Linked DNA regions of Homo sapiens: region 1 is linked to region 2. A link is a loop called in an ENCODE intact Hi-C map of the cell type or tissue named here. Cell type or tissue: body of pancreas. All regions are shown on one strand. Each heading gives the region's core, and the rest is flanking DNA. Links, peaks and the distances in the headings are about the cores only. Region 1 overlaps LOC105377862 (a long non-coding RNA gene). Region 2 overlaps LOC105377861 (a long non-coding RNA gene).

Region 1 (8,782 bases), core at 1-8,000, 190 kb after region 2:
CTGAATCGTCTGGGTATAAAAAGTGATTTTTTTAAACAAGAGGTGCTATTTGTTCATTTTCAGTTTTATTTACAGAAATGTTAACAATTCCTGAATATGAAATGTTGCAAAACAATTTTGCCGATTCATTTCTGACTTAATTGAAATTCTCTTTTTAATTATCTTTATAACGTAAACCTATATATGTTCAGTGTAGAGGATTTGCTTTGTTTTTGTTTTTGTTCTTCATAGGAAATATAAGAAAGAAAAATGCCTTTTGTCATGCAGATATATGGAATTAAGTATAATTACAGAATATTCCAATTGAAGTGAATATACTAACATTATTATGAAATATTCAGCATTGTCTTAGGGTTCTAGCATAAATTTATTTCTTATATCTTTAAGATGAGTTTCCCATTCTTGTCATATCATAAAGAGAATGCTACTAAAGGAATCTAGAATAAATATGATATTTCTCGAAAACATTATTTTATGAGTTTTCTATTCTTACAGTTTCATTTCACGTTAGAATAAAATGGAAATTTATCAAATAAGACTGTCATAAAGGTTCATTTGATACCCAAAATGATATAACACAGTAAAGGGGAAAATATACATTTGATTATTGATGCTAGTATTTTGGATTGTTCCCTGGTTTATACAGACAGCAGTTGTCTTTTATATTATCTTTATTTTAAAATGCCCCATAGGAAATATTGAAGTTGAATCATGAATAATTATATATTTTAAGCATGCAATGTCTAATTTCAAGTCAATTTGAGAGGATAAAAAGTTTAAATCATATAAGTAGGTTAAAATAAATGTTATTCTCGATTTTAAACCACTGAGGATTTAAATAATGCAACTTCCAAGGCCTAAAGAAAGGAATGACTTCCTGGCTACCTTTCTAAATTCACATATTTGTTATACATTTAAGGTAAAAGGTAAGAAAGAGATTTCTGTGCAATTCCTACTTTAAAAAAAAACAACTATTTCTACATAATGCCTCTCAATTATTTATTTACATACTCATTCAACAAAGAATTAACAAACACCTATTATGTGCCAGGCGCTCTGCCAGGCACTGCAGACCTTCCCATGAGCAAGACACACTTTTTTTCCTCATGAGCTTCTTTTCTGGCTAGGGAGATTGGCATTAAACAATCCTCATTTCATTGTGATTGTGATAACGCCATGGAAGAGAATCTAAAGAGTGCTACATAAATGTAAATTAGGCAGACTCGACCTTGTTTGAAGAGACCTTTGAGCTGGAATTAATGAAGGTGAGAGGTGAAGAAGCAATAGTCTTGATGTGGGGATGAACATGATAAATATGAAGAACCAAACAAAGCCAATGTGGCTGAGGTCAGAGTCCACATGGGGAGGATGGCATGAAAATGCATTTGTTTTGCTAATCTAAGTCTTAACTTAGTTCCACTCTGGGTCGGCTCTGCACAAGGTCCTAGAAATAGACTGATTATTAACATAGTCCATGGCAGAAATATGTCAAAACATAAATCATTTTTAAGACAGCAATAACTTCTATTTCTGGCAGTTTGGTGGAATAGATATATTCAGTTACCCTCTTGTGTGAAACAATTAAAATATTGAGCTGACCTGGCACAACAAAATAAGAAAAACTCAAAATTGAAAAAAGATATCAGATTGACAACCTCGGAAGATAAATTAGTCTTTCATTTTGATGGCTTCATGGAGTAAAGACATAAATAAAGACTAGGATGCTGGCATGATTCGGGGTTGGGGATCTAAAAACAAACTCCTGCATAGGTGCTAGCAGGCTATACCCTCAGTGTAAGATGATGTAACCCCTGCCAAGTGGAGAAATAGAGCCTGATATGGCTTTGAGTTGTGCTGAGGAGATCTATATTGAGCATCAATAACACTGAATATCTTTCAAGAGCTGTGTTCTGAATTCACACACCCAGAGTAGACTGATCAGCCTCAAGCTAATAATTTAATTGCAAATTGTTCTGAATCAGAGGTTGCTCCAGAGACTGACTGAAGAAAGCCCAGAGTCTTTCTGAGGAATTCAACTTCAACTCACATCTCAACAAATTCTCATAAACAAGGTTGAAAGAAAAATGCTTCATTTATAGTCAAAAATCACAAAACAGGCTGGGCGCCGTGGCTCACACTTGTAATCCCAGCACTTTGGGAGGCCGAGACGGGTGGATCACCTGAGGTCAGGAGTTCAAGACCAGCCTGACCAACATGGAGAAACCCCGTCTCTACTAAAAATGTAAAATTAGCCAGGCGTGGTGGTGCATACCTGTAATCCCAGCTACTAGGGAGCTTGAGACAGGAGGCGGAGGTTGCGGTGAGCTGAGATCATGCCATTGCACTCCAGCCTGGGCAAAAAGAGCGAAACTCCACCTCAAAAAAAAAAAAAAGAAAATCACAAAACAAGTTCCTAAGAGTGAGATCCAGCAGAAACAACACAGGGCTGAAACAGACCCACAGAGACTTCAGATATTAGAATTACCAGACAAGAAATATAAAATTATTATGCTAAATATTCTTAGAGAACTAAAAAGAATGAAAATGTTACCAGAGAACAAGGGACCACAGAAAGAAACAAAAATGACCAATCAGATTTGAGAAAGGAACAACACAACACTACTAGAAATGATGTATATGGTAATTGAAATTAAAAACCGCATGGACAAATTAAACCAGTAAATAGACCCAACTAAAGGAGGGAGGAGAGGCAGGCCAAAGTGTTGCTACACAGTTTGACATAGGTGTATCTGTCTCTCTCCATCTTTACATGTTTGTCTCTCTTGCCCTTGACCTAGTCTTGCATGGTTCTATCCTGTCTGGCATTGGCTTTTCCTTGGGCCGAGGAAGCTGCTTTTGCACTCAGGCTGAGTTGTTGAAGTAGGGATGGTTCTGCCACAGTTCTGCTCTGCTTTGAGGTGCATGGGTGAGTGCTACCAGTCTCTGGTTACCATCAAGAACGTGAGCCGTTGTTGTCCCTGGGTGACAACTGAGTAGCAGAACTAAACGAGTCCTGTGGAGAGCTGCCCTCCTCTCCTGCTTAAGTAAGAGGAGAATTTTCACCCTATATAACCTGACAGGAATTTTTCCTCACAGGGTTTTGAACAGACAGATCCATGACCCATGGGACAGAGAACTGTGACTGACTGCTGACTCACTGTGATGTTTTTATGTACACAGTGGCCCAAATGCATTTCATGCTCTATTCTGTGCTGAGCTATTTTGAAAATCTGAATAAATAGGGCCTCTGTGGGAGATTTTAGGATCCTAGAAAATAGCATTTTGAATTATTACCTGCTTTTATAATGTTCATGAGTTAATGTTTCCCAAAGGATCTAAATGTTTCTCAATACGTATTTTCTGCCAAGTTGGAAACTGTTCTTGCATTGTTGTATTTTCTTTGGCCAGAAAGATTCTGGAGGCAATTTGAAACCAATGCTTATATCCAGAGACCAGACTAAGACCACCAAGTATTTAAGAAACCTGACTTTAACCAGCAAATGCCCATTTAATCCCTTGAAGATCGTATGGGATTTTTTTCAATTAATTTCTAAGCTAATTTACTAATAATGCTATAATAAAGCCAGCCCATATCCAAAAAGGGGAGAATAATTTGTCAATTTTTTTATTCATGCTCTGTGTGTAGTTTAACTGACCGGTACAATTATAAGTTGCTTATTTTTCAATGTGGATTTTTTTAATATGTAGAATTATTGATAGGCTTGTTTCAAGAGAGCCTAGGCACATGCGATTCTAATCATGAGGGTCTATGCTTGCCTGACTATGGATATGTTTGAAGGTCAAAATGCAGTTAAGCATAAGAAATATCATTAAGTGTTGGTCAATACAAAGCTTAAATCAGGTACTAGCAGTGACTCAAAGAAACACTCCAGCCTTAAATTGCTCAAATAACTGACAATCTAATAATAGAAATATTTAAAATACATGTGATTAGTTGTAGGTTTTAAAATATCATTTTAAGATTTTCTTCATGTATTCAACTTTGTTATATTTAGTTCATCTTTCCATTCTTCTCCTTTCACCATGGGTCCATTGAATATCTGACCACTTCCAGATATTAGCAAGATCACATAAGCAGAAGGTGAGGCAGAATCTCATGTTATTAGGCCAGGAAGAAGTGCATGTGTCTTTACGTTATCTTGTGTTAGGTGCTTTGCCACCCGCCCTCATCCCCAGCCTCCTGAAGGAACCCATGGGAGACCTGCTTATAGGGAATGCAGTCCTTGAAGAGGGGCCAACTGGCAGCTTGTTCACGGAAACAGATAATCTATTCAAGCAGCAAAAATCTTGATTGATCTACTTGCCCTTCATTACACCCTTACACCATCTGCCTCTGCCAAGAGATCAAAGAGTCATGAAAAAAGAAGGAGTTGGAGTGTAAAGTTGTCCTAAGTATTGGGGAGCCTGCTTTCTAAAAGAAGGAATAAGCCTGTTAGACCCACTTGTAGAAGACAAGGAGAGCCAAAGAGGAGTTATAAACAGGGAGACCTGAATTTAAATATAAAAAATTAGACATTTCCCATGATAGAAGCTTTCTATTTAGCCCGCCTAGAAATTAAGTAAACCACATTTGCCTAGAGGTATTGAACTAGGATCTGAGTTATCATATGATAGGAATACTACAGAAGGCATCTTAATACTAGGTAGAAGATGGAACTGGATAAACTTCTAATTTATTAGGTAGAAGATGGGACTGATAAAGTTCTAAATTTAAAGTTCTACGATATTATTTTTTAAAAATAATATTTTTATCTGCCATTATCAAAGTCAAAAACAAAAGACAAGGAAGAAAATAAAAAATGTCCATAAAAATCACATCCCTTAAAAAACAGTATTGTTACAATTGCTGTGTATCATTCTACACTTTTCCCCCTGTGCATTTCACTGATGTAGAAACTCCACATACAAAAACTCATTTCAATAAAAATGGATTTTTATGACATTAAGCTTAATTTTTTACTTAAAATATAATATATGTCTTTCTTGATCAACAAATGAGCTCCACATCAAATAATTTAAATAATGCATAGAATTTCATGTGGTGAAACAAACTATTTATTTGCTGTTTTTAAACTTTGTTTTCTATCTGCATTTTCCTGCAGTTTACAAATAACTATAGGATCAACATTTTTTACAAGAAAATAATCTTGCACATTTTTGTAAGTTGTAAGTGGTTTAATTTGTTTTCCCCAAATCATAAAACATAATTTCATAATTTGGTCCTTATCGAGTAAAATGAAATTCTTTTTTAATGACTAAGGGACACACATGAAGGCAAATAGTACCAACCCATTTCGGGTTGGCAGATGCTATAAAAGGGAAGACTATTTTCTTTACCTTCTAATTAATTGCCTGTGAGTTAGATATTTTTCAGAACCCCATGTTACCTTGTATTTAATACCACCACTATCCCTTTTAGCTAAATGTACTGAAAAGAGAAGAAGATGCAGTGTCTAGGAATTTAGTATTATTCTCAAATGGCATTGAATCTAAAATGGAAAGCTTTTTTTTGAACAGATATATTACATTTCTGTCCCCTTCACTAAATCCTGGCCAATCTGGAGGATGTGTAACAGGAAAGTATATATGTAGCACAAGGAAAAAATCAATAAACTGGGGACTTGGAATTGATTTTACTTTGCTACATTTCTAGGAAAAAGCCAGATCATTGGCAATAGTCCTGAAAGAGAGTGTCTTAGCTCCTTTGTGTTGCTGCAAAGGAATGCCTGAGGCTGGGTAATTTATAAGGAAAAGAGGTTTATTTGGCTCATGATTCTGAAGGCTGTGCAAGAAGCATAGTGCCAGCATCTGTTTCTGGTGAGGGTGTCAGGCTGCTTCCACTCATGAAGCCAGTGCATGCACAGACCACATAGCAAAAAAGAAAGCCAAGAAGGAGAGAAGGGAGGTGACACACTGTTTTTAATAAATAGCTCTCGCAAGAACTAAGAGAGTGAGAACTCATTCATTACCATTAGGATGGCACCAACCCATTCATAAGGGATCCACCCCCATGACGAAAACACCTCCCATTGGGCCCCACCTCTAACACTAGCGATCCAATTACAACATGAGATTTGGGAGAGTCAAACAAACTAAACTATAGCAGAGGGACTTTACATTAAAATATGTATCCTACTAAAATTATATAATATTTGCAATATTCTTAATTCTTGTAAAATAATTCAATGTAAAGGCTTGAAGCAATTTACAAAATCTAAATTCATTCAATGTTTGCTTTGTAAGGATGAACTGAAGAGATATTTGTTATGCTGTTTTTTTTATGCTGCTGTATTTTTTCTAAAATTCTCTCTAGAATACAGCATACTGTTTTTTAAGGATCTTTCCTAGTTTTTCTGTTTTAGTTTTAATTATGTCTTTTATCTATATCTGTATGTTACTTCCCTAAACTGTACCATTCCCTTTTATTCCTTTCAAAAACTGCTTTTTATCTTTCTATAGTCAAAGAATATGATTTTACTTCACAGTTTGATATATTTCCTCTGGCCATTTTTAATAACCTGGTGAAATAATACCTCTTTATAATTAGGACATAAATAATTTATTTATTTAAACATTCTGATAAAAATAGACCTACAGGTAGGTACCAGGTGGACTAAGCAAAATGTTGATAATAAAGACCCAAGAGTGCTTATTTTGGTGACCATAGGCAAGTTTTATACTTTTCAAATGTCAAAGGTGTTAATTAATTTTACTCTTTCCAAGATAGAAAATAATGCTTACGGAAGGTTCATTGCTTGTTACAAATTAATGCTACATAGGAATTAATACCAGGAAAAATGAATACACATAAGGGAAAGAAAAGCTTGATTAACTACACAGATGGATATGTGGAGCACAGAGATGAAATGAGGGTTTAGGAGTTACCACTGCACTAAGAGTTGCCCTTTCCCCTTATGCTTACAACGTTAGCACAGACAAAGCCTTCTCTTGAATTATTTTACCTTAGCAAATTACTACTTTCAATTGTATATGCAAAGCTTGCTTATTGCTTTCTGTTCTGTCTGCACATCTTTGCATTCTGTTCTTGTTCTGTCCCGCAGGATTAGTAGCCAGGTTATTCTTTCAGTCAAATCATGACCCTAGTGTAGGTTTGTTACCATCATGTTAAACAGCCTTCATGTCACGGTATGAAAAATTCTTGATCCAAACTTTGCTTTTCACTCATGCTAGTTGTCATATGAAAAATACCTTCAGCTGCAAATAAGAAAAAAACCTGTAACAGTAGCTTAAACAAATAATGAGTTTGTTGATTTCCACTATTTTCACCATGCATGCTCTTCTTTCACAGGATTGTTGCTTCATAGTCCCAAATGGCTGCTACAGTTTTGGACATCACATCTACATTTTAATCACTAGCCCTTAGATAATTACCCACTATCTTCGTAGAACTCACCTCATTTCATTATTTTTAGTTCTAAATAGCCATTTATTTCATATCATTTATTTCATGCCATTATTTCTGTCATTATGCCAGACTTTGCCCTTCTTCTCAGATTAAAATCATTTCTACATAAACAGGCATAAAAATGTCTGACAACTTTATAACATTTTGTCGTTTATACTTTCTAAATGCTAGACATCATAATTCTAAAGATAGTGCTATTAGTTGATTTTTATTTTTACATAGATACACCTACAGCTTTTTCAAAGTACTGAAATAGTAAAACAGAAAGGATCCCAAAGTAATTATTTCTTCAAGCATGAAGATACAGTTAGGCATCTTAACTGATGTAAGTCTGTGTACATATACATTTTTAGGCATCACTGTTATTACAGTGCTAATTTCTAGGAGGACAAGTTCTTTTCATATTTAACACTTTATCTTCAGCAACTAAAACCTCCTGGCATATTGTAAGTCTTATAAAAATGAATAAATGTATCATTTTTCATTTATGCTTTGCATGATCATTTTTTGCATATTTTATTTGTTTGGTTTACGAATTTATGTATTACATAGTTCAAAGGGCCATTTATTTTTACTTCTGAAGTCCTGATATTCATTAATAGACTTATTTCCTAAAGGGATATCTAACCACTGTGGACAAAAAACATTAAATTTCAAGGTTTTCCTGACTTTGAAACATTATGTCTATACATTTGATATATGAAGGCAAACCTAGTCCCTGTTATTTGGTGGGCACAGCCCACGGATACTGAATTTACCATCATGTATTGAAAATTATTTGAGTTAACAAACAAATTTACAAGAAAAAAACAAACAACCCCATCAAAAAGTGGGCGAAGGACATGAACAGACACTTCTCAAAAGAAGACATTTATGCAGCCAAAAAACACATGAAAAAATGCTCATCATCACTGGCCATCAGAGAAATGCAAATCAAAACCACAATGAGATACCATCTCACACCAGTTAGAATGGCAATCATTAAAAAGTCAGGAAACAACAGGTGCTGGAGAGGATGTGGAGAAATAGGGACACTTTTACACTGTTGGTGGGACTGTAAACTAGTTCAACCATTGTGGAAGTCAGTGTGGCGATTCCTCAGGGATCTAGAACTTGAAATACCATTTGATCCAGCCATCCCATTACTGGGTATATACCCAAAGGACTATAAATCATGCTGCTATAAAGACACATGCACACGTATGTTTATTGCGGCACTATTCACAATAGCAAAGACTTGGAACCAACCCAAATGTCCAACAATGATAGACTGGATTAAGAAAATGTGGCACATATACACCATGGAATACTATGCAGCCATAAAAAATGATGAGT
Region 2 (16,796 bases), core at 4,257-12,256:
TAACATCTGCTAAGAAAATACAAATTTATCCAGTTTAGATGCATATGCAAGTGGCAGGAAAACAATGTTTTTGTTACTTTACTCATGCCTTCTTATAGGGTTTAGATGCTTTTGTCCCTTCCAAATCTCATGCTGAAATGTGTCCTCAATGCTGGACTTGGACCTAGTGGGAGGTGTTTGGGTCATGCCAGTGGATACCTCATGAATGGCTTGGTGCTGTGCTTGCAGTAAGGGGTGACTTCTCACTCTATGAGTTCACATGAGATATGGTTGTTTAAAAGAGGTGGCAGCTCCTTCTTCTCTCTCTTGCTCCCTCTCTTGGCATGTGATACATTGGCACCCCCTTTACTTTCTGCCATGATTGTAGGCTTCCTGGGGCCTCAGCAGAAGCTGAGCAGATGCTGGTATCATGCTTGTGCAGCCTGCAGAACTATAAGCGAGATAAACCTCTTTTCACTATAAACTACCCTGTCTCGGGTGTTTCTTTGCAGCAAGGCAAATGGCGGAATGCATCTCCTTTTCTGGAGGCAATTGGTCTTCAGTTGATATATTCAATAATATATTCAATAGCAGCATGATCTTAATAGGTTTTTAGCAAGACATCCAGGTCATTTATCTTTGAGATAAAGAACAACAACAAAAAAGTATTTCTTTTTTCATCTTGATCTGTCTAAAATTCAGCCATTTCTCCACTCACTATATCTATTGAGGTTTCCAAGACCATTTCAAACTTGATGATTCACTAGAAGAGCTTACAGGAATCAGAAGCTCTTATACTCATGGTCATGATTTATTACAGGAAAACAATACAGGTTAAAATCAGCAAAGAAAAAACCTCAGGGGGAGAAGTCCAGAAGAGAAGGCACAAGCTTTCAGGTACCCTTCTCAGTGGAGTTGTACAGGATGGACTTAATTTTCCTAGCAATAATGTACGACATCACATGCAAAGTGTTGTCAACTAGGGAAGCTCATCAAAATCCTGGTGTTCAGGTTTTTTATGGGGGTTCAGTCACGTAGTGTGCAGCACCTATGTGACTGACCTCAGCTACTCAACTTCAGCCCCTAGTGCAAAAACAAGTGTTTACCATAAATCACATTGGTAACATAAACTCTTTGGTCGAACTGTTATAGTGTGACCCAAGGTCTTAGGCATACAAAAACACTTAGGCAGAGCATTCCAAGGACTCAGAGTTCAATTGTCTAGAGTCCATGAATGGCTACTCCCGAAAACAGGTCTTTCTTGAGAATATAAGGATTTGTGAACCTGAAGCCTGCTTTTCTGCACACCGTGGGTGTATAGATTAGGACTACTGACTTGAGAGTGTCTGTGTTCAGTAAGAAACACCAGTAGAAGAAAAATAGCATCAGACAGGAATTATAGGGTAGAGATCAAGAGCTCTGGCTTTGATTAGACAGAGGAACTATGCTACACTTTCATGACTGATTATTGGGAGGTCACTTAACTTCTCTGTTGCTATTTTCTTTTTTTAATTTGTGGAATTGGGCTATTTGGAATATCTACAACAAAGATTTATTATGAAGAATTAAATAACTTAAATTATGTAAAATATTTACCACAGTAAGTGTTCAATACATCTTAACAAAAGACCAAATGACCACGGACACCAACTGCTAACTGTGTGGTCTCTTGCCCCTAGAATGTTTAATCTTTTCCACAGCAAACTCCACCATGCAACAGCTCAATGCCATCTGGAAATTGATATATTACAAATTAGCACAGAATAGGCTGTTGTGCTACTGTTTCTTGTGTTTGTAAGAACAGGGTTTGGGAAAGACCAGTTTCACAGGTTGTGTTATATGGGAAGTGGACTCTAGGAGGCATTAGCATGCAGAAATTATATTAGGGAATGCTCCTCAGACCCTCAACTGTGAAAGGCAAGGGAAGGGAAGAAAAGGGAGGAAAAGAAGTCTGATTGAGAACAGGGAAAAGCTGAGATGTGAAGTAATCTCAGGGGAGTTCTTAGCCAATTCTACCACAGCTCTGAAGTTGGCATGGCCCTACAGACTTTGAGTGAAGAGAGCGGAACTTTATAATCCTGTGTCAATACAATGATTAAATTTTGTCCACCCTAGAAGTAGACACTGCCCTGGGTGAGGCAGCTCTCTTTTGCTGAACCATCACTGCTGGTGGCTGACAGTTAGGGGCAAGGGCAGTTTTATAGGCATGCAACCTGTGCAGACTCCCTGGGCCTCATGCTCACGAGGGCCCAGCATTTGGTTAATGCTCTGCTGCCACCACATTAAAATTCTTAACAATATTTTAACAAAAGGTCTCACAACTTAATTTTGTATTGGGTCCAAAAAATTATGTAGTTGGTCCTCGCTAAGGGCTGTTAGCAGCACTCTTAGTAGCTGGGATCTATTAAAGAAAAACAAATATTTAATGATACTTGTTAAATAACAATAACGAAGACTTTATTCATGACCATTGCAATAGGTATAAAGACCACTGTAGTGGGGTCTTGCAAGGAGAGAGAGATTGGACTCAACTCTGAATACAGCATAGGCAAGTGGGAATTTATGGGTAAGGATCAGGGTGGGAGTCAGTAGATGAAAAATTACTAAGAGGAAACATGGGTCGGGGGTGCAATTGTGACTTGAAGTCAATCCAGGGTAATCAGACATCACCTGTGGGTTGGTGGAGGATAAGGATCCTGATCACATATCAGGGGTCACCAAATATTGGCGATGAGGGATTCTTGCTAAACTGACTTAGCAGAGTTCTTTGCTAAAACTGGATTTTATAAGGAAGTGCACAGATGGGCCTAGGGGAAGTTTCAGAAGCCCAACTAAAGTTTGGACAAGCAAATAATCTTTGTCAGATTATATGTCTATATTTCTGAAGGGGAATTTGGGTGGTACATCACAGTACCAACTACTTCTGGTATATTCATGGTGATAGTCACTTCTAATAAGAAATTGAGTAATTTAAAATGAGCAAATAGGATACATTAACTGATTAAAAAGAAAAGCTTTGGCTAGGTGTGGTAGCTCATGCCTGTAATCCCAGCACTTTAGGAGACTGAGGAAGGAGGATCACTTGAAGCTAGGAGTTCAAGACCAGCCTAGGCAGCAAAGCAAGACCCTGTCTCTAGAAAAACAAAATTTTTAAATAAAAAATTTAGCCAGACATGGTGACATATACCTGTAGTCCCAGCTACTTGGAAGGCTTAAGTAGCAGAATATTTTGAACACAGGAGTTTGAGGCTGCACTGAGTGAGTGCACCACTGCATTCCAGCCTGTGTGACAGAGAATCTGTTTCCAGAAACAAACAGCCAAAACCAAAACAAACAAAACAAAGAAGGAAATAAAGAAAAGTTTTAATTCCATATCTATAAATGAGGAGTTCTGTTCTATTCTCTGCCTTCCTGAAATATAAATTCTGATATTTTAAATTATCATACATCTATTTGAGTTACTGTTTGGAGCTTAGAACTTAAGTAGACAACAACAATAATGAGGAGTTTTATACATCCTGAAGTCTCTGTTAGAAAGATTAGGGCCTTGTGCCAGTCAATTGTTTGGCTTAGGGTCAACACAAGGAGAAAGCAGGGTGGAGAAGAGAAGCAGACATTTGCTTTTCTGGGTAGTTTTCTGGGTACCTGATTTTCTGGGTAGTCAACTTGCTGGGAATTATTTTACATTGTTCAATATGGGAAGAGTACATACACTAAGAAAAGCAAAATAATAATAATAATAATAATAATAATAATAATCTTTCTTTCTCCTTATCATCTAAAGACACTTTTCCTAGATTCTCGACTTTGAATTGAATTTGACTTTTGATATATCTTCTCTTTTCCTATGAGTAATTTTTTGGAAAATGCTGTAAATTTAAGATAGTAAGATCTTCAGGAGAAAAGAAATGTGTAACAGGACAAAATAAGGTTCCCAAGATATCTTCTCAGTAAATACATATTCAATAACTTGCTATATGGAAAATTTGCCAAAATAAATATTTTGAGCAAATCTATGTTACTACTGAATTCTTTGCCAGTTGTTTAATCTCTTGTTTTGAGAAAGGAGCTTGACACAGGTGTTTATAATAATAAAATGCCAGTCTTCATTCAGACTAAATCCTTTATTCAACGTCTATCTCAGATATATCTAATCTTTTTGAGGTTCAGGCAAATTTTCTTTCATTTTTGAGACAAGACAGCATCTCCCTGTGTCACCCAGGCTGGAGTGCAGTGGCACAAACATGGCTGACTGCAGCCTCGACCTCTTTGGCTCAAGAGATCCTCCTGCCTTAGCCTCCTGAGTCGTTGGGACCACAGATGTGTGCCACCATACCTGGCTAATTTTTTTAAACTTTTTGTAGAGACAGGGTTGCACTATGTTGCTCAGGCTGGTCTAGAACTGCTGGCTCAAGCAGTCCTCCCACTTTGGCCTCCTAAAGTCCTGGGATTGTAGGAACGAACCTCTGTGCCTGGCAAATATTTTTAATACCAATCATAACAAGAGTGTAATACATTGATTACTTTTTAAAAAATGATTTTGATGTTAAAAAATTACTGATTTTGAAAACACACACTAAACAATAGGTACACTTTAGGATGTCCAAAAATTGGCAAGAGAATGATTTACAGCTTAAGTATCATATTTTCCATGAAAACTTCCCTGACAACAAAACCTGTAGATAACTTGTTCTGTGATGTCAGAGAAGAAAGGAAGCAGTAGGGTCAAGCAATGGAATTGATATATAGTTAGGGACAGAAAATGAAATACAAGACAGTGACAGAGACCAGGTGGGAAGGCAGAATGGTGTGATGATTAAAAGTACTAGACCCCTGACTCAGACTGCTGGTTCAAATCCCAGCCTTCCCACTTTGTGAAGTTGACAATTTAGTTAGCCCTCCTTTCCCCCACCATGTCTTAGTTTTCTCATATATAAACAAACATGATACTTACCTCATTGGTTACTATGGGTATTAAATGAATTAATAGGTATAAAGTACTTAGACTAATACCTGACATGTAAGTGTCTTTATTAGCATTTCAAAATTATTAAAAGAAAAGGATCTCTAATATACCAGGCACTTTACATACCTTGATTCATATGATTCTTTCAATAACGGAAATATAAATCGTATTATTTATGCTCTACAGATGAGAAAACTGAGGCTTAGACAGATTATATAATTTATTTACAGACAAGCACATTGTGAGTGACAAAACAAATACCCAAATAGGGTCAACCCAAGTAGGACCATTGCACTTCTTTGCTTCTAACTCTTCAGTGATTCCCTACATGGAGCAAGGAGGTTCAGGTGAGAAAATGCCAAAAATGCAAGTCCCATTACAGCTGGCCTTAAGGGATATAAACAGCTGCTTATATTCAGATTGTGTCTATAGGTTTATTTTTTTGCATTGTGGACTTTGTACACAAATCTTTTCAGTTGTGCAGATTAACTTGAGATAAGTATCAGTCAGGCTTCTTACAGTCAAGCACTGCCTGACTGAAAATAGGGGACCTGTGGCAGGGGGTGAGTGCCCTCAGAATTGCTATGCAGTCTGGCTCAGGCAGGCTTCTTGCAGACTGTTAGCTAGCATGTGCCTGAGGGAGGTTGGGAAGCTTGGCCAAACTAACACCAGAGAGGGTTGCTGACCACTCTCCCTATGCTACCTCCCGCTGGTCAAAATGAATGTGTGTTGGACTGTGTAAACTGAAACTGTGAAAGATGTGTCAGTGATTGGTGGAGTGCATCCTGAAACACCAGCTTTTAACATTTGTCTCATGATTTCTCATAAATAACATTGCATATGAGTATAATGAGCATAATTCTTAGTTTTCCCAGGAGGGTACTGGTTTATGCCTATTGTCCCAGTGTATATTTATCTATAGCACTGGCTTCAATGCACAAAATTGTCCTGATTCCAATGACAAATTCTACATACCTGCTACATATAATGATCATTCTACATATCTGCTATATATAATGATCATTCTACATATCCGTTGTCTATAATATTTTCTGTCTCCCTTTCTAGCTATCTCTTCTTTTGGTCTCGTAAACATGATGAGTCCCTTTCTGTGTATTCATTTATCTGCAAACTATTTTTTTTACTTTTCAATTATTGTTTATTGCCTACTTAAACTTGTTTACACTGCTAAACTGATATGTTTATCTGTGAAAATTATTCGAGCATCTCCAGTTGGAATAGAATGCATTATAATTGTTCCCCCTAAAATTAATGGAAATGTATTTTTCATTTAATAATTTTTCACTTGTCAGCAGTGTTTTCAGGAATGAATTAAATGTGTTAAATTAGGGACAGCTTTATTTCTGGTACCTAGCACACTGTGGGCACTCAAAGAATGAATATTAATTAAATGCTAAATGAATAAATAAATGAATCCACAGGTCCATGTGTATCTTTACAGCAAGAATTCCAGCAGACTTCTGTAGACTTGTTACTGTGTTTTGTATTCATTGTCTTCTCATGTAAACACATTATATTACTCATTGTGGTTGTTACTTTGAATTTCTGATGATTCTCAATGCCCATGTTACACTGTAGTAAGTATTACTTCTCTTCACCAATATCTGATTCTTTTCTACTTCTGGGTACATGTGTGGATCACTATTCTCTATTTTATTGAAGTTAGGCGTGACTACATATCTTCCCTTAAAAGATGAAGTGTGGCTATATAAGCAGAACTGTGGATAAGCATTTATTGATGGTGTTCAACTCTCCACACTGCCTTTCATCTGCTTTCCTTGTTCACAGAAGCACATCGTAATACAGAGGTAAAATAAGATCCAAGCAACTTGGAGCATTAAACCAAAACAAGGAGGAGAGGTGTTCTGGAGAACTGCTTGAAACTGCAGTGGACTTTGCAACAGCAGCAAGTAAAGTGGTGTTCTGGCAGTGAGATTTGAGGATTGCTTGTTAAAGAAGTGTAACCTAACCTGTCTTAACTGATACACACGTGGAATACTGTGGAGATTCAGTTAAACTATTCAAGTGCATTTTATAATTATAGATTGTTTTCACCAATTAGGTCTGAAGACAACATTCCTTAAGAATTTGGACCTATGTTTGTTCACACATATATGTCTTAGCATTGTAACTCTATAAAGCAAGAATCCTGGAGACTTAGAAGGATGCGTACAGGTTGTGTGTCTCATGACTTTCTTCTACGACTGTAAAATTGGGATCTAGAAAGTGAGGAATGCCCTGCTCAATATCACATAGATGGCTAACTGTAGGGACATAAGTAGAGTCTAATGTTCTCATCTATATATTTAGTGTTATCTCGGTTACATTTAACTATATCTCATATTCATGATAATTCTTTCAACCACAAGCCATAGCACTGGAAATTTCCATCAGAATATTCAATATGGATTGAAGCTAAACACTAAACTTAAATGTTTGTTAAAAGTTATACTAGAAGAGGAGACAAGATTAGCACTTAATACTCATTCAAGTTAATAGAACCAGCCAGCAACAGTAATTCATAGAGCTCAAGGAATGAAATAAGAATTAGAGGCATTTGGTAGAGAGAAAGCTTGATAATCATAATGAGGTGCAGAAAATAGAAAGAATTGATCTCCAAGGGAGCCCCCTGGAGAAGTGCCAGCAGCTGAGGACCTTGGGGCCTACAGAGTGCAGTCCACTGGGCAGAAAGTCATGCAGAAATAGGGTCAGGGAGGGGCAGAACATGCAATCAAAAGGCTAAGTATGGTAGTTAATTCCAAGTTTTGATAAAAATTAAATCACTTATTGGTTAAATAAATTCACTATAATTAATTATTACCCATTGGCATTAAATCACATATCTTTTTTGTTGTTGTTATATATTCTCTTAATTGGATTTCCTTTGGGCACATGTATCCCTCTTTCCAAACTGCATTAGGCAATACTTCTATTACAGATGCTTTCAGCAGTTGGCAGGAGGCAAGAGGTAGGATTTCTAAAAGACCTATGATTTCATTCTGTTTTTCTGTAAGCTAAAAAAAACAAAACAAAACAAAACAACAACAACAAAATCCCGCACCTTGCCAACTAGTGTCCTTTTTGACACCAAGTTTAACTAATATTACATATCTGAAAACCACTAACAATTTTTCCCCAGCCTATTTTATATTTAGCCACAAATTCTTCACATATTTCTACTGGGATTAAAGAGTTATCAGCTATTGGGAAATCTTAGCATATAGCTCATTACAACGGAATATATTATTATAAAAATTTAGGAAACTATATTGTTTGTAGAAAATGTACAAAGATACATATTAGCATATATTCCTGCTCCAGCATTAATTCTAAAAACATTTGAGAAATAGAAAAATTTGCTATTTCATTTATGCCCCTGAAGGTGGCACTGATGATACTGAAACTTTATTGGTTTGTGCAATGTACCTGCAAGGGTTAATCTGTGAGATCTGGCCATTTCCTTTGATACCAGGGGGCACTGTCCTATTCTCAGGGTGTGATCTGCAGGAAGGGAGTGGAATTTGTAGAAACCGGTCTGATCTGGATTATCTGTCTCTCCATCTCACCAGCTCCCATAGTTTTAATTAAACTCAGTGTATAGTAATCTCTTATACTTAATAAAGCAGTTATTGCATTTCTTATTTCCTTCTAAACATTTATAAACTTCTATTCCAAGCTCGACTTTAGCATCAAAATGCTTTTGTAGGAATTTTGAGAAGAGACAGCAAAATATAGTGTCAAAGATATGAAAAGGAAGTCAACAGAAAAAAATGGCCCCTTTGACCTGAGCTGTGTGGCATTTTATTTAAACAATAGTGGGTTACTAGGAAATGTGGCCAATATTATATATGCTAGAAAATGACCAGAATAAATCACTGCCTTTCCACAGAAGTGTGGTACTCTGGTGTATTGAAGGGCTTTGTGCTCAGATGAGGTCAACAGGTGAAACTCGGCTTTTAGCATTGCCTTTGTAATTATGTGACCATTACTTTCCCTGACTCTCTATTTTTAGTCATAAAACGGGACTAATAATACCTAAATTAGTGAACATATGTGCAGAACCTAACAAATAGAATGTGTCCTCAATAACTTCTAATTAACCTCCTCATCCAATTCTGCCAATAACCGTTAATATTCCTTGAAATATCTTGCCAAGAACATTCCTATTTGTATGATCAATAATACTTGGAAAATATTAAAAATCTTGAATAAAATAAAGCTTAAAATCCCAGTAAAATTTAGACATTGGAAGGTGAATGTTTCTAAAAGTGCAATCATAACTGTTCAAATATTTCAAAATATAATTAATATAAACTTTAACAACCACAGAGACATTTGCTAAGAAATGAATCTGTAAGTCACCACAGAATGTTGACACTGCTTAGCACAGTCCTTGACACACAATAATTGCTTGTTTAATATGAAGTTTAGTTGCTAAGTAATCACTTATTGTGTTCAGCCCATTCAAGTGAAAAAAACTGATAGAGAAAGTAAGGAACTGACACAAATGTATCCAGCTTATTGGTGTTTGGGCTGAAACTAGCAGTAGATGTTAAGCTTTTTGGTTAGATGTCAACTATGAGCCCACGACTGCTGAGCACTCAATTATAAAAAGGAGAAGGGATTTCTTTCTTTCTCCAAAGTGCTAATGTGTAAAAATAAATATGCATTTTAAAAGTCAATCCTTGCTTAGTGTGCAAGATTTTGGATGGTATGCAAAAGTAGTGGAAAACACAATTAATTTCAGAGTATTAGTATTATGTGGTGAGAGAATACACAAATACTAGAAGATTTTTTAGGTTGGCAGACAGCATAAGCAAATGATGAATTGAGCATGGGTTGAATATGATTGGAGGTCATGCATTAGCTATGGAGAAATGTGAAGCATGCCCACCCCAGTATGTCTGGTTTTCTGTGTTTCTGAGAAAGGAGATCATACTGTTGGCATTGGAGGTACTGAACAGATGGAACAAAACCTCATAGGATCTCCTTTCTTTTCATAAGAAGCAACTATAATGGACAGGAGTGAACTCATATTGGATCTCATTAATAAACCATAGAATGTTGAAGCAACAGAGCCCAAGGATTATAGTACTATAGGGAGCAGTTATTAAGAATGGAGAGGTCTCTATGGTGTCCCACATGGAGTCTTCATAGTCAGCTGAGATGAGTGACTTCTCCAGAGAGTTTCAGTCTGTCACTGCCTTGTGCTTTTTCCCACTCCTACACGGGGCTATGTTTGCTCAGTGAAACCATGTTGTCCCTCTTTTAATCAGTTGTTTGTGAATGACAATGTGGAGTAAAAAGGACTTCTCCAAGCTGAGAGATACAAGGGATAGAAGAATCAACTCAATTTCTGCTTGACTTGATTTCTTTCTTTTTTTTTTAATTTTATTATTATTATACTTTAAGTTTTGGATTTCAAGGAACGGAGTCCACAGGAGAGAGTCAGATTCCTGTTAGAGCAAAACGCAAAAAGAATGTCTACAGAAGTGGTTGACATTAAAGTTTCTCTAATGACTAGGCTTTCACTGATGATTGACCTTGAGTTCATAGATGAATTAGAAAAACTTTCAAGAGACTAGTCATAAAAGAGGACAGACAGAGCCAGATGGAAATATAATCTGCTGGAGATGAAGGATGTCCAGTATTTCTTGGTACAAAAATGATAAGAATGAAGACACAAAAGTTTATCTTAAGTTGAGAGGCTGAAGGAAGTATCTAGAGGGCAGTAGGTCTATTTTGTCTGAACGTGCAGATTCCTTCTTCATTTCTGACATGGAGGCTTTGAGAAAAGCAGAGAAAAAATACAAAATAAATACATGAATTGAAATATTTATCATTTGATGGGTAAAATGCTTTATAAAATCATATATATTTATATATGTATACTAAAGATCATACTGTATATAATTTTCTATTTTACCTTATAACTTCTACTTTATATCATAAATATGCTGGTAATTATTCTTCTCAGCCATAATTTTTAAATGAATGTATGTAGATGTAGAGTAATTTATTTAACCATCCCTTTATTGTTGGAGAGTTAAGTTGTTTCCATAAGTATAGAACACATAAATTTTACCCAAGCCATATATCACTGAAAATACATTTAGAAATGGAGTTGTGAACACTGGGGAAGGTGCCAGTATTTACTGTCAAATTTAAATAAGTATTTTAGATTTAAGACTCTTTAGAGGCAAAAAATTGAAATGAGATCTATAGAAGTCACACTCAGAATGGTTCGAGGTTAGTTATTGCCTTACTCTTTTTGGGAGTCAAATTTACCTTTACATCTAAGAATGGTCATTCCAAAGAAAATGAACCCCAAATTCTGCATAGATAGGTCAGGGTCATAAGTGAAAGAGACACTGTGAATCAGCAGTATTTGGAGTTCAGAGATGCTGACTTCAGAAGTTTTCTGATGGTCTGTGGAATACGTAGGAATTTTAAGTGGAGAATGCATTTACTTTTTATTCCCCCATTCTACCTCCGGGAGCTACAGGGCTTTATTATAGACCATGTAATTGGATCCAGAAAGGAATACATCAGTGATGGTTTTGAGTTATATTAATTCTTTGGGACCCTGGGATACAATTTAATACCCGGAAAAAAAATGAAAATGAGTGGCATGCTTGTCATTAAGATTTTTATGAAAGTCTATCTCCAAGCCTTAACTCCTCAATCATTACTATAGGCTATTTATGAACAGAATGATAAACCCGTGCATTAACATAATTGGGTTTAGGTGGAATTTGTGAAACATTAATAAATTTTATCTAGATTAGACTTATATCCTCTCTATATGGGGGTTTAAATTACTGAATTTGCAGAAAGATCTCATCTCCATATGTTATTAATAAATGACTAGTTCTCAAGCAGGGGCAATTTTGGTCTTCTCCTTTCTAAGAGATATTTGGCAATATTCATGTATTTGTGACATGTTTAGCTGTCACAACTGGTTAAGAGTACTACAGGAATCTAGCAGGCAGAGGCCAGAGCAGCTGATGAACATCCTATAATACACAGGCCTATCCCAACAATAACAAAAATTTGTCCAGTTAAAATGTCAATAATGCTGAGGCTGAGAAGCCAGGCAATAAGCAGTCCTGTGTAATAGCTAGTGCTCTGGAAGGTTCCAATACCATTTTAGCTCATTACATTATTTTAGGAAATCTTAAGCCTTCTCAATAGGTATTGGAATGTCTTGTAAGTTTTAAAATATATTTTGTGCTTTTATATGTATAGATGTCTTAATCTCAGTCATAATTGATATGTGAAAAGTAGGAGGTGAGCTTGCCCCTCCTCAACACCTCACTTACACAACGTATTTTTCTGCTTACACATAATGTATTCCACAGATTGGGAGAAGAAAGGGGTTCTTCCCCCATGCTTTCCAAAACATAGACTTTAACTTTCTTCCTTGAAACAGTGACCATACCTACCAGCAGAGGCTTCTTTATGACTCTAAGAACAGCAGGCAGATTCACAGCTGGAAGCAAAATGCTTTCCTTGGAAAAATCTTTTCTAATAAATTGTGCTTTGTCCCTGACAGGACAGAAAACGGTTAAAGTAGCAGAAACAGCTTGCCCCTGGCTGGTGGGGAAGGAGGAGAGCCTAAATTAACATTCACTTCTCAATCCTGACTCGTTTCTTTTACTTTCTTTCTTCCTCTCATATCCTCAGGCTTTTAATGCCCAGCCTAGGTGGAAATTAATGACAAATCTTGGCCAAAAACTTTCAGGATAAAATTCAGCCTCTCTAGGGACAACCCACAAAGCTTTTCATTATCTAGCCTCTGCTTGTCTCTCCCACTTCTTATCTGTACTGGGTTCCAGGCATAAGCCCTAAAGCAGTGATTCACAAACTCAGGTGGACATTGAAATCAAAATGGGTGGGCATTAATGTAAAACATTTTGGGAACACTGATATGGAGTCTCTGGATCCATATTTTCAATAAACTCCCTAGGCAAATCTGATAAACCTCACTGGAATTCGCAATCCATTGCTTAAGTATGCCAGACCTTCCCATAAGTCTTTTCCTCTGCTTGAGCTCCTCCCTCTGGCTAGACTGTACTTTTAACCTCTGTGTAGTTCTTCCTGAACTTTCCAGGCCAACTTAACCACTCCCACTTCTCTCCCCATAACATATTGCTTATGCAATAAGCATATTGCTTATTGATATGGTTTGACTCTGTGTCCTCACCCACATCTCATCTGGAATTGTAATTCCCACATGTGAAGGGAGAGACCTGTAATCCTCACGTGTGAAGGGAGGGAAGTGATTAGATTATGGGGGCGGTTTCCTCCTTGCTGTTCTCATGATAGTGAGTGAGTTCCTAGGAGATCTGATGGTTTTATAAAGGGTAGTTTTTCCTGTGCTCTCACACACTCTCTCTCTCACCTGCTGCCATGTAAGACGTGCCTGCTTCCCCTTCCACCATGATTGTTAAGTTTCCTAAGGCCTCCCCAGCCATGCGGAACTGTGAGTCAATTAAACCTTGTTTCTTTGTAAATTACTCAGTCTCGGGTATGTCTTTATAGCACTGTGAAAATGGACTAACATGATGTCTATTATTAAAACAAATGGAATAATACATAACAATTCATTGTGCTACATTCTTTTCCTGGGTAGTTTGCAAGCTCCTTAGAGGATAAATATTTCTTAAAATAATCAATACACAAAATACAGTTCACAGCAAACTAGTCATGTTGGTCATCTCAAGCATCACACTGAAATCCTGCGGGTTTCAGTTTCTAGCTGTAGAAAAATTAAGAAAAAAAATATGTATATATATTCTGACCAGGCATGGTGGCTCACACCTCTAATCCCAGGACTTTGGAAGGCTGAGGTGGACAGATCACTTGAGGTCAGAAGATTGAAACCAGCCTGGCCAACATGGTGGTAACCTGTCTCTACTAAAAGTAAAAAATTAGCTGGGTGTTGTGGCAGATGCCTGTAATACCAGCTACTTGGGAGACTGAGGCAGGAGAATTGCTTTAACTCAGGAGGTGGAGGTTGCAGTGAGCCGAGATCGTGCCACTGCATTTCAGCCTGTGTGACAGAGCAAGACTACATCTCAAATATATGTAATATTTCCTAAGAGTAAACTAAGCCTTTAGTTATTTATGAATCACTTTGTTTTTTATTCTTTTCACAGATCAAAGGTGACTATTCACATTAGAATTTACAGAAAGATCTGAATACCTGAGGAAATATATGAGTAATAAATAACATTAAATAATAAATAATAAAATGCCTATGTAAAATGATAGATACACACATATATCAATGACTGGAATGAAATATACCAAGATTGCACAGTGAGATTAATTAAATTTAAGATGGATTTGCATATTGTAAGAACAAATGCAAATTAAAAGTAAGAGGCTTAGTTCTCCCTGTTAAGAATGAGGTAAGAGCTCTCTCCCCTCCTTTTTCTTAGAGCACTTATCTTAGAATATCTTAAATACTTTCTTGTGTCTTTGAAATGTATATAAATCCTTTTGAAGACTGGATAGGACTTTTGTCACCTCTATGACCTAGGGACATCTTTCTCAAGAACATGGGAGGGATTTCTTTGAAATGCAAACATCAAGGGAGATAGCACCTCTATCTCTCAGTTTCTGTGGTTAAGGTAGGAGCCTAACTTCAGCTGGAGGATTGCGAAACTACCTCCTCTCATATAGAGATGAGGAATTTGTTTTTCCTCTGGATACAGCTAATTAGCTAACACAGATGGTCACCTCAATGATCAGGTAAAGTGAGGATGGATTATGTGTGACAAATGTTCTTGTCAAGGACTAGTCATTGTTTATCTTGAAAACATGTATGTAATAGGTTGTATCTGCTTGTCTACATGAAAGGTTGAGATTTCTGTCTTTGCAATCTCTTAGTGGATTGATGGTGATGTACGTCACAGTCTGGCTTAGTGCTTGTCAATAATAAAACTTTCTGTTTTTGTTTTCCACTACTACTTTTAAGGAGAGGATTTCTGGGTTGGAAAAAGGCTTTGTTTTTAATTATATTTCCCAACAATATTTCTGTTTAATTCATACGTGTTATGTAATGAACTGCTCATTTAAATTTAAATCAAGAAATTTTCTTAAAATATTTTTGCTGCATGCCAAGAACAGCCTTTTGTTCTTGAACTTTTGAATTAAAAGATATCAAGAGAAAGAAAGTATGGCAGGCCAGGGGAAGGAAGGACAATAGGAAGAAGGTGGACAGTCAAATATTTATTTAATATAATTTGAATGCTAAGTATGTGTGATGTGCGGTGTGAAAATGTGGGAATAACAATAGAAATCCTGGTGCCTCTGCAGCTCAGAAAATAATACCCCCAAATGAAGGCCTCAGCAGCAGCCACAGAAGCAAAAGTTTTTCCCTGACCTTCTCTTGCCCTCCTGCCCCTCAGTCTATTCTCCCCGAAGGCTAACCATAGAAACTAGAATTCCTTTTCCCCAAGGATTTTCGTAGAAACCAGAATCCCTTTTCCCCAAAACCAGCCATAAAACCTAAAAATATTACTTTAACTTTCCTTCTGATTTTCTGTGTGAAAACTGGCCATAAAGAAATTATCTGACCTAGTTGTTTGACTGTAGGTTCTGAGACCCCCATTCCAGAAAGGGTCCCGCACCACCCCCAGAGGGAAGAAATGACGCTCAAAGAGGCCAAGAAGAATCTAGACAGACTGGCCTTGCTGGGCTTCCAGACTCCGTCTATTTGTATGAGATTATGCCCTTTTTGTTTAATCATATTTTTACACAACTGTCATATTTTTACACAACTGTTTTTTTTGAACCTAAGCATAAAAATAGACAATTTCTCTTGTATCTTTGGGTCACCATTCTGAAAGGTCCCTTGCATAGATGTTAAACAAAATTGTTACATTTTCACCAATTAATACGCCTTTTATGAGTTTGTTATTTTTTTCAGCAGAACTTCAGAGAGCCATCTTGGCCCCTACAGTGCCCAACTCAATCCAGAAGCCCATGGTGACGTTAGTTTATATGCACAATGTTGTACAACTGTCACATCTATTTTCAAAATATTTACATCATTCAAACAGAAACTCAGCATCCATTAAGCAATAATTTTCTATTCTCTCTCTCTCTAGCCTCTCTTAACCTCTAATTTTTATGTCTCTGTGAATTAGGTGCTTATAGATAATTTCATGTTAGTGAAATCAAACTACATGTGTTGTTTTCATTGTCTGGCTTATTTCACTTAGCATAATGTTATCAAGGTTTATCCATGTTGTAGCATGTATCAGAATTTCATTCTTTTTATTGCTGAATAACAGTCCATTGACTGTATTTATCATTTTTATTTTTGCTGGAATCTTGCTCTGTCACCCAGTCTAGAGTACAGTGGCTTGATCTCGGCTCACTGCAACCTCTGCCTCCCAGGTTCAAGTGATTCTCCTGCCTCAGCCTCCCGAGTAGCTGGGACTACAGGTGCCTGCCATCATGCCTGGCTAACTTCTGTATTTTTAGTAGAGATGGAGTTTCACCATATTGTCCAGGTTGGTCTCAAGCTCCTGACCTTGTGATCTTCCCGCCTTGGCCTCCCAAAGTGCTGGGATTACAGGTGTCAGCCACCGCACCCTGCCACTCACATTTTCTTTATCCATTTATTTGTTGATGGACATGAGTTATTTCCAACTTTTGGCTATGTAAATAATGCTACAGTGAACATTTGTGTACAAGTATCTGATTAGTCCCTGTTTATAATTCTTTTGGGTATACACCTAGGAGTGCAATTACTGGTCGTATGGTAATTCTATGTTTAATTTTTTGAGTGACCACTAAACTGTTTTCCACAGCA

Evidence for each region. Hi-C counts contacts between places; a loop is a spot of excess contacts. Peaks named below come from ENCODE experiments on the same cell type or tissue, not always from the same donor. Only the 100,000 strongest peaks of a DNase experiment are listed, where the experiment ranks them.
Region 1: a loop joins it to region 2, with 2.4 times the contacts of the local background. A loop is called at or near these places in 17 of 110 quality-filtered maps.

What each region holds. Positions count from the first base shown.
Region 1 is chr6:76,882,854-76,891,635 of GRCh38, forward strand. The region is part of intron 2 of LOC105377862 (a long non-coding RNA gene); the gene reads left to right. Among named protein-coding and RNA genes, the nearest start is that of LINC02540, 290 kb to the left of the region's middle. In body of pancreas, for the core only: no CTCF peak of the experiment used is centred there; a DNase peak (open chromatin) is centred at 4,238.
Region 2 is chr6:76,689,386-76,706,181 of GRCh38, forward strand. LOC105377861 (a long non-coding RNA gene) reads right to left here. Exons shown (of 4, transcript XR_942697.3): 4 at 4,981-10,751. Among named protein-coding and RNA genes, the nearest start is that of LINC02540, 100 kb to the left of the region's middle. RefSeq lists an enhancer at 14,110-14,939. In body of pancreas, for the core only: a CTCF peak has its summit at 8,360 (motif pointing right); no DNase peak of the experiment used is centred there.